Regions from separate parts of the Homo sapiens genome. Here region 1 is linked to region 2. Evidence: chromatin contacts called from ENCODE Hi-C data. All regions are on one chromosome and are shown on one strand. Each heading gives the region's core, a stretch centred on a gene start or an enhancer-like site at or near the end of the contact. The rest is flanking DNA. Distances are from core to core; before and after follow the strand shown.

Region 1 (4,594 bases), core at 2,024-4,523, 1.2 Mb after region 2:
GAATTCAAACCTAAGTGTGTGCTGGTTTTCAAAGTCCATGGGAACACTGAAGCTACTACCCCCAAGTCTGATATCTCAACACCAAACAAGAGCCACCTCTACAAAGCTGGGGGACTGAGCCAGGTCTTCTAAGCTGTGGGGGGCCGTCCCTACTACGGCTTGGGCTGTCCTAGAATAGCCACAAGGGCCCTGGGGACCTGGATGGCTCCCACACCTGTGGAGGCCCACGAACCTCACACACCTCGCAGCCGCAGAAAGGGGCCAGGTCAGCAGCTCCACCTGCGTCGGAGCCGCCGCAGCCTCACCTGGCACTCGTTAGGGAGACAAGGCCCAGTCCCCGGCAGACCCACGGACGAAGGAGCTCTGAGAGGCCCGCACTCAGGTTCTGGGTGGCACGATGACTTCCCCAGTCAGCAGAGCAGAAATCGGGGGTGGGGTTGGGATCAAAGAAGCCAAGGCAGGTCCAGTGTCGCCAGGGCACCAGGCTTCTGAAGCTGCTAGAGCCGCCTGCCCTGCAGGTGAATTTGGCTCCTTTTCACCAAACACAGATCCTCAGGGCAGCCTGAGAAAAAGCAGGCGAAGGAACCTGGGTCCTCCAGTCAGCAGGCGCTGGCGTCACAGCGAGAGGGTGACAGGGGCCAGCCGGGCACTGGCCTCCAGGTCCACGACTAAGTCCAAGACAGGCAGCCCGGGCTGGAGGCAGCCCCAGACCGGGCCCCACCGGGATGTCCTTCCCCACGCCCTCCTCACATGATGCAGAGGAGCCCGCAGGCCGCCCGCCCTCTGGACCGTTTGCCCTTCCCCGTGCCCTCCTCTAAGTGAGGGGGGGGGAGCCAGGGGCCAGACAGGGAGAAAGTGGGGGGCACAGCTATGGTCAGGCAGGGTTCGAGCCCAGAGCGGAGTGGAGCGCCCGCCAACCACGGTTTCAAGGCTGTCTCCGCACTGGGCTGGACTCCGAAACTCCACACGTTCCTCCACCCTCCACTCCCACGTGGAGCAGCCCAGCTGCGACTTGAGGACTCACAGCTCTCGCTTCCCCAGCCCCAGGATGGGCTTCCTGAGTGGCCGCAGCCTGTGCCCGGTGCGGTGCAAAGCAGCCTGGCGAGTGGCCATTTCAAGGAGGCACGACCTCCCAGGTGCCCGGGGTCTGAGCGAGGCCAGGCATCAGGCAAGTCTCTGAAGCCTCAGGCCAGTGCTCCAGACACTGAAGGACCATGGGCAAGGCTATCCTCACAGCCAGGCAAGGCCAGGCCACAGAGAGGCCAGACGGGCCTGGGACCCTGCCACAGGCAGCCCTCCTGCTGAGGACTGGACAGAGCCGCCTAGAGGCCCCCGTCCCAGCACCTAGCTATTGCTGTCTCAGGTGTGAGAAGTCGTGAGGGGTGGTCCTGCGAGACCTCCTGCCAAGACCTGGCTGCTGCTGCTGTGTCCCCTGCCCCAAAGCACTCAGCACCACGGGGTGGTCTCACAGGCACTGCACCGCCAGGGCAAGGAGCCACAGGTGCACACCCACCGTGTCCCAGACAGAAGCCAGGCCCCTCCCCCTGCACCCCCTCCTACTGGCCTTCTGGAGAAAGCGGCCAATCTGTTACAATGTAATCACAACACAGATCAAGCGTTCAAAATTCCGCTGAAAATCGAATTTGCCCTTCCAAATTCACAGATAGGCACTTAGTGAACGGCTAGTAGTTACTAAACGCTTCAGAGCAAGAAACTTTTATGATGCAAAGACAAAAACAACCCTCATCTATTAGAGCCAGGCAAGGCCCAGACACTGCAGAAACGGGGACAGGGCCGGGCACTCCAGGAGCGGCCCGAAAGTCTGCCTTCTGTCCTCCTGCTGGGCGCCCGCAACCGGCTGAGCTTTAGCTTCTCGGATCACCGCCTTGCTCTGCTGGTTGACAGCACCGACTTCAGAGCAACTTCCTGGCTGAGGGTGAGCAAAGCACTCACCTCCCACAACTCCACCGCACTGATCTCCACAACGGGTGGTCGCCACGACAGGCTGGCACAAGAAGCCTTTAAAGGCCCTCCTGCACCCAAATGCAAACTCTCCCAGGCTTGGGGAGGTATTCCCTTCTGCAAGACCCAAGCACCTGCAGTCGGGAGACGCTTACCTGGCCGCACCTGATCTGCCCCAGGCCCCGAGAATGTTTCTGAAGCAAGATCCCAAACCCTGAGACACCATACAAGCGCACACCAGCAATCACCCAGTGGCCTAGGGAACGGACCTCTCTGAATGAGCAATCAGGGCAAACTGAGGATCCGTCCCGTCTTCCGTTGCATAGGTTCTCTACCCAAAGGCAACGTTTCTTGAAGAGCAAGAAACACTTGGGGTAGGTCCTGTAAAAGGAAACAAACCGAACTCCCCAAAGACAGGCACTTTGCAAACAGAGAAACTAAGCGTAACTTCCAATTATACAAACAAAACCACTTCATTCTGCGATTCAAGCGTGACTACAGGCCACGATCACAAGCCCAACTAATCATTCCCTTACATTCCTCCTACGCACGTTAACTACCAGAACCAACTACTATTCAACCGATAAAAAGAGATGTCCAAAACAGAATAAAACTCCCCCTCCAGCGAGGCGCTCACGTTCAGGGCCCCAGCAAGCGCCAGCGGAGCATCTTCAGAGGCACAAGAAAACTTACACTTGTTTTGGTTTTAAGGCACCGAAAACAAGCCCGCTCGCCGGCCCCCACCCCCGCGAGCCAGCGATGTTGCAATCCAAGACTCTCCCCCCGCGGCCCATCCTATCCGTCCGCGGGGCGACCGTGACCCCGGAAGCCGCTCCCCGCGCAGGAGGAAGGCGCGGCCTCGCGGGGCCCCGGCTGCAGGTGGCTGCCCCGGCCCCGCGCCAGGCGCACCTCGGGGGCGAAGTGGGGGAGCCCCGGCCCCGAAGGCCTGCGGCGGCCCGGCCGCTCGGGCCGCAGCCCAGCGGCGCCAGCAGCGCGGACCGAGCCGGCGCCGAGCGCGGGGCCTCTCGGGCTCCCCGGAAAGCTCGGCCGCGGCGCGGGGCCCGGCTCGGCGGGGCGGGGCGCGGGGCAGTCGGGGGCCCGGGCCCAACAGGAGTAGAGGCCTCGGCCCGACCCCCGCCCCGCGGCCCCGGCCCGGCCCCCGCACGCGCTCACCTCGGGCGGCCGCAGCCCCGGCGAGCGTAGCGGACAGGTGGAGGACCGAGCGGGGCGGCGGCGGCGGCGCTTCCCTTTGTCTCGGGACTTCCCTCCGGAGCCCGCTCCGCGCGCAGCCAGAGCAGCTCCGAGGACCCTGGCGCGGGCGGGGCGCGCGGGGCGGGGCCTAACGCGGGGCTGCCCTCTGCACGCCTGCCTCGCGCGCCGCTCCTGCCGCCCGGCCCCGAGCGCCTCCCGCGCCGCCGAGCGCTCCCCGTTGCCCGCGCCCCGCCGCCGCGCGCCCGCGCCCCGGGTCCGCCCCAGGAGCCCGGCCGGGGGGCGACTTTCCAGTCAGGCGGCGCCCTGGACACCTACGCCCTTAAAGGAGCCGCGTCCCCGATGTGAGGGAGCGTCTGTAAACTCCCCTTCGGGCTGCCCGCGTCCACCCGAGGACACGCCGGCAAGCAGCGGGGGAAAAAGGAAGCCGAGATCTCCAAAGGCTCCCCGGATGCCTGGCGGTCACCTCTCCAGCCACAGGTCCCGGAGGTTTCCTTGGGGTCAGGTCCTGGGGCCGGGGGTCAAAGACCACTGAGGCCTAAGGATCCTCTGAAGCGTCGCAGGACGGTGACGCTCCCGCGAGTTCAGCGCCCTGTGAAACCCCTTGCAATTGGCCAGTTCGGGGCGGTAGGCGGGGACACCTTCTCATCCGCCCAATGAGCTGACCCCGTACAAAAGGCCGAATGCGAGCATGACCGACGGGAGGAGAAGTGTGGATGCTCCCTAAACCGGGGGCTGGCCCTGGGCCGGGGCGCGGGCGGGACGTGGGGGACCGCGAGCGGCGGGGGCGGGGCGAGCCCGTGGGGGAGGGGCGCTTCCGGTCCCCCCTCCCGCCCACGCAACAAGCAGGACCGGGTCGGGAGGCCCCCAGACCCGCGAGCGCGCGGGACAGTCCGTTCGCCAACGCGCGACCGTGCTGGCCCCCGGGCTCTCCCGGCCCCCCCGCCCGCATTTCGCCGACGGCGGGGCCGCAGCCAAGGTCACGGTGTCCGGGTGCTTGGGGACCGCGGGGAGTGACCACATTCATTCATTCCCTCCCTCACTCATTCATTCATTCCCTCCCCTACTCCGTCATTCCCTCCCTCACTCACTAATTCCCTCCCTCCCTCACTAATTCCCTCCCTCCCTCATTCATTCGATCCCTCCATCACTCAATCATTCCTTCCCTCTCTCACGCATTCCCTCCCTCACTTACTCATTCATTGCCACCCTCACTCACTCATTCCCTCCCTCACTTACTCATTCATTCCCACTCACTCATTCCCTCCCTCACTCACTCATTCCCTCCCTCACTCATTCCCTCCCTCACTCACTCATTCCCTCCCTCACTCATTCCCTCCCTCACTCATTCATTCCCTCCCTCACTCACTCATTCTCACTCTCACTCATTCCCGCCCTCATTCATTCATTCCCGCCCTCATTC
Region 2 (4,087 bases), core at 1,271-3,770:
GAGTGCTGGGCTGAGCTGCCCGGCAGACCCTCCCTCAGGGGCTCCGAACGTGAGGGGCAGGGTGACACTGGAGTCTCTACCACTTATGAGGCAGGTACCTAACGCCTCTGCAGCTCAGCTTCTGCACCCGTAAAATGGGAACAACACCTACCTCGCAATGAGGTGTGAAAGTACCTAGGGAAGCGCCTGTCTTGAGTAGTCAGATCAAGAAATGGTACTCACTGCCTCTGGCCCACTTAGCATCAGACTGGGCCAGGCCACTGTCTGCCTTCACGCTCGCACTGCTCCCCCTGTTGGCTGTCCACGCGGACACACAAGGGAAAGTTCACTGGGAAGGGGGCTTCTCACACAGGGCCTACAGGGCCACCCTAAAGTCCAGATGCAAACCCACTTGAACCCTGAAGATCTATCCATCCTCAGGTGAAAATCCAGGATCAGGGCTGCCTCTACCATTACAGACAGGAAACACGGCATGTTCTCACATACGTACACATGGGGGAATCCAGCTGACAGATGCAAAACGCTCGTTCGTGACACTTCCTCATGTGGAAATCCATCTTGCATTCTATCATTCTTGCTCACTGGATTCCAGTGTTTTTGTGCAAAAAAGCCATCTCATGCGAAGAAAACTGCAGATATGAAATGTCCATCATGTGGAACTGCCAAGGCCATGAGAAAATTTGCTCTTTCCTCTTCCCGTGGATGACACCAAATACACACCTTGCATTGGAACAGCGTTACTGGGTGCGAGTTAACCTCACAAATTTCGCCATGACTGTCACTGGGTGCAGGTTAACCTCACAAACTTCGACATAACTCTCGGCCCCAGCCTCCACTGAGCCTGGCCAATCCGCCTAATTCATGTTTTTATGTTACCCGGGCCACTCTGGTGTACAGCCACACATGTCGAAATAGCGAAAGGCATCCCTTCAACATTTTTCTCAGCTGAACCTTCTTCCTTAACACGCATCTCTACAAAGTCCACGAGTGAGCTGCAGAAAGTTCAAGAGCCTCCTGACGTAGTTACAAAATTCAGCGTCACTCTGCCTTTTTCTCAGAAGAGGGCCCATACCTTTCCTCAGGTTCTCAAACAGACTCACAACCCCCCACTCCCCGCCCCACAAAAAAAAAGATCAAGAACGCCTATCAAAAAGCCACATCTGCCGGGCGTGGTGGCTCACGCCTGTAATCCTAGCACTTTGGGAGGACGAGGCGGGCAGATCACTTGAGGTCAGGAGTTCCAGACCAGCCTGGCCAACATGGCGAAACACCTTCTCTACTAAAAATACAAAAATTAGCCGGGCATGGTGGCATACGCCTGTAATCCCAGCTACTCAGGAGGCTGTGGCAGGAGAATCGCTTGAACCCGGGAGATGGAGGTTGCAGTGAGCTGAGATCGCATCACTGCACTCCAGCCTGCGCGTCGAGAGGGAGACTCCATCAAAAAAAAAAAAAAAAAAAAGCCGCATCCTGGAAGACACGGGATCAATTAAATTTCTTGGGTTTTCCTTCATTTAAAATATTTGCCTTTTAAATCAAATGTTAAAGCCATGTAGACGTTCTTCCATCACCCACTGCACATCGCATACAAGGCATAAATTTTTAAACCGTCGTCCCCAGACTGTAGAACTTAGCATATGGAAAACATAAAAACACGAGGGATACTTTTAGCGATAGAGAGAAAATATAGAAACACCAGCGACACTTTTAGCAAAACATTTCACCCAACAAGTGGTTTGTTTTGGTCCTTCCCCTAAAATCCCTCCTACCTGTCAAGCTCACTTTCCCCTCGGTGATCCTGCACATTCGGCCTCCCAGGGGCTTCCCACAACGCTGAGCACAGCCACGGGCAGCAAAAGCACCCAAATGCCCCTTGGCCGGGCCGTGAAAGGCGAGTTTTCCCGACCACTGTCATCAAGAATCTGGAAAAGGGGGCCCAGGAGCATCAGGTGCTTTCAGCAAGAACTTGCACCTTCTGCTTCTCTCGCAGGCGGAGGCGCCAAGGACCCCGTTCCAGGTGGAAGCCCAGGGCGGTTCCTCTACAGACAGAACCGAAAGGTAACCCTGGAGGCTCGGCTCCAGGCTGCGCCAAGCCGAAAACAAACTTTCCAGGCACTTCCACCCCGCTGGGCCGGGTGACACCTCCCGGCCTCCCCCGCCCTCCGCGCGTCTGTCAGCGCCCCCGGCCAGGCCGCCGCCCGCCGCAACCCAGGCCCGGTCTCCCCGCCGCAGCCAAGCAGCGCCCTCGGCCGGCGCCCGCCATCCCCGGCCCGGCCGCCCGGCTGCAGGTAAGGAGGCACCCGGCCCTCGGGACCCCGGGCCGCCCCGCCTCGCCGGACCCGGGCGGCCGCCGGACCCGGCAGGGTAACAAACCGGCGCGTCCAGTCCGCCGCCGCGCGCTCACCAGCTGGCTGGTGGTCCTGGCCATGGGCCCCGCGTCGGCGCGGGCGCCTCCCCCGCAGCGCTGCGCGGCTCGGCGCCTCCTCAGCGTCCTCCTCCCCGAAGCGGAGCCCCAGCAATGGCCGCCCTCATCCTGCGCCCGCCCCGTCGCCCGCCGCCCCCCGCCCCCGGCGCCGCCCCGCCCCCGCGCGGCGCCGGGCAGGACTTCCGTCGCGCCGCAGCCGACGCCCGCGCCCATTGGCCGCGCCCATCGTCGCTCCGCCGCGGCCTTAGTGGGCTCCGCCTCCGCTCCAGCTGCATTTCCGGGTTGGGGCCTGGCGGGCGGGAGAGGCCCGACCCCGCCTGGGGAGGGGGACCTCGCGCGAACCAATCCCAGGGCCTGCGGGGCGGGGCTGGGCGGGGCTGGGCGGGGCAGGGGGCGAGCTGTCATTCCGGCATCCCAGACCGGGAAACTGAGGCTCAGAGGGGACCAGGCTCCGGCCAAGGTCACGCCCGAGGTAGCGGCGGAGCTGTGCTCGAACCCGGAACTCGGATTCCGGAGCCGGCTCTGCGTAAACTCAGAGGCGCAACTTTGCTAGTTTCACAACTAACAAGCGTTCACGGAAGGAAATCTGGGCTATCAAGTCACATTCACGGCCGGGCACGGTGGCTCACTTTGGGAGGCGGAGGTCGAGGCGGGCGGATCACTTGAGGTGAGGAGTTCGAGGCCAGCCTGCCAACATGGAGAAACCCTGTCTCTACTAAAAATATACAATTAGCCGGGCGCCTTGTAGTTGTTAATGTCGATAATGTTTTTTTGTGTTTTTTTGTTTTGGGTTTTTGGTTTTTTTGAGATGGAAATTTGCTCTGTTGCCCAGGCTGGAGTGCAGTGGCTCGATCTCTGCTCACTGCAACCTCCGCCTCCCGGGTTGAAGCGATTCTCCTGCCTCAGCCTCCCGAGTAGCTGGGACTACAGGCATGTGCCACCACACACAGGCAAATGTTTGTATTTTTTTGTAGAGACAGGGTTTCACCATGTTGGCCAGGGGCTGGTCTCCAACTCCAGTGATCTGTCTGTCTCCGCCTCCCAAAGTGCTGGGATTACAGGTGTGAGTCACCACGCCCGGCCAACTTTATTTTTTTTTGAGACAGAGTCTCTGTCGCCCAGGCTGGAGTGCAGTGGCGCGATCTCGGCTCACTGCAAGCTCCGCCTCCCGGGTTCACTCCATTCTCCTGCCTCAGCCTCTCCGAGTAGCTGGGACTACAGGCGCCCGCCACCACGCCCAGCTAATTTTTTTGTATTTTTAGTAGAGACAGGGTTTCACCGTGGTCTCAATCTCCTGACCTCGTGATCCGCCCGCCTCTGCCTCCCAAAGTGCTGGGATTACAAGCGTGAGCCACCGCGCCCGGCCAACTTTATTTTTTTTTATACTGACACATGCCCATGCAGTTCTTGAGTAATGCACAGAAAAATCGGAAGCAGTGAAGGACAAACAGCTTGAGGAACTAGTACACAGTGAACTCTAGAACACGGAGCCCAGGGTGGAGGAGCCTCGGGGCAGGGGCCAAGGGCCAAGGGTCAAGGGTCACAAGAAGAAAGCATCTGAGCAGGCACCAGGGGACAGGGGAGAGAGGGGCAGCTGAAGGTCAAAGAAGAAAGGACAGTTCTCAGTTGTCCTGGGGGCCCCAGTGGCAGCCAGAATGCTTG

Evidence for each region. Hi-C counts contacts between places; a loop is a spot of excess contacts on that map. Pooled maps may share reads with other maps.
Region 1: a loop to region 2 is called in a pooled map, with 23 times the contacts of the local background. The contact joins the promoter of UBE2I here to the promoter of PDPK1 in region 2. A Hi-C loop is called at or near these places in 1 of 168 maps with a recorded cell type or tissue (ascending aorta), 1 of 37 single-sample maps with no recorded cell type and 10 of 50 pooled maps.

What each region holds. Positions count from the first base shown.
Region 1 is chr16:1,308,315-1,312,908 of GRCh38, reverse strand. UBE2I (ubiquitin conjugating enzyme E2 I) reads right to left here and starts at 3,273. Exons shown (of 7, transcript NM_003345.5): 1 at 3,136-3,273. RefSeq lists enhancers at 670-719, 2,152-2,763, 3,465-3,704 and silencers at 2,735-2,924, 3,125-3,424, 3,915-4,204.
Region 2 is chr16:2,536,454-2,540,540 of GRCh38, reverse strand. It overlaps PDPK1 (3-phosphoinositide dependent protein kinase 1), which reads right to left and starts at 2,520. Exons shown (of 14, transcript NM_002613.5): 1 at 2,405-2,520. The coding sequence starts at 2,428. RefSeq lists enhancers at 272-361, 1,425-2,125 and silencers at 2,244-2,373, 2,384-2,593, 2,704-3,013.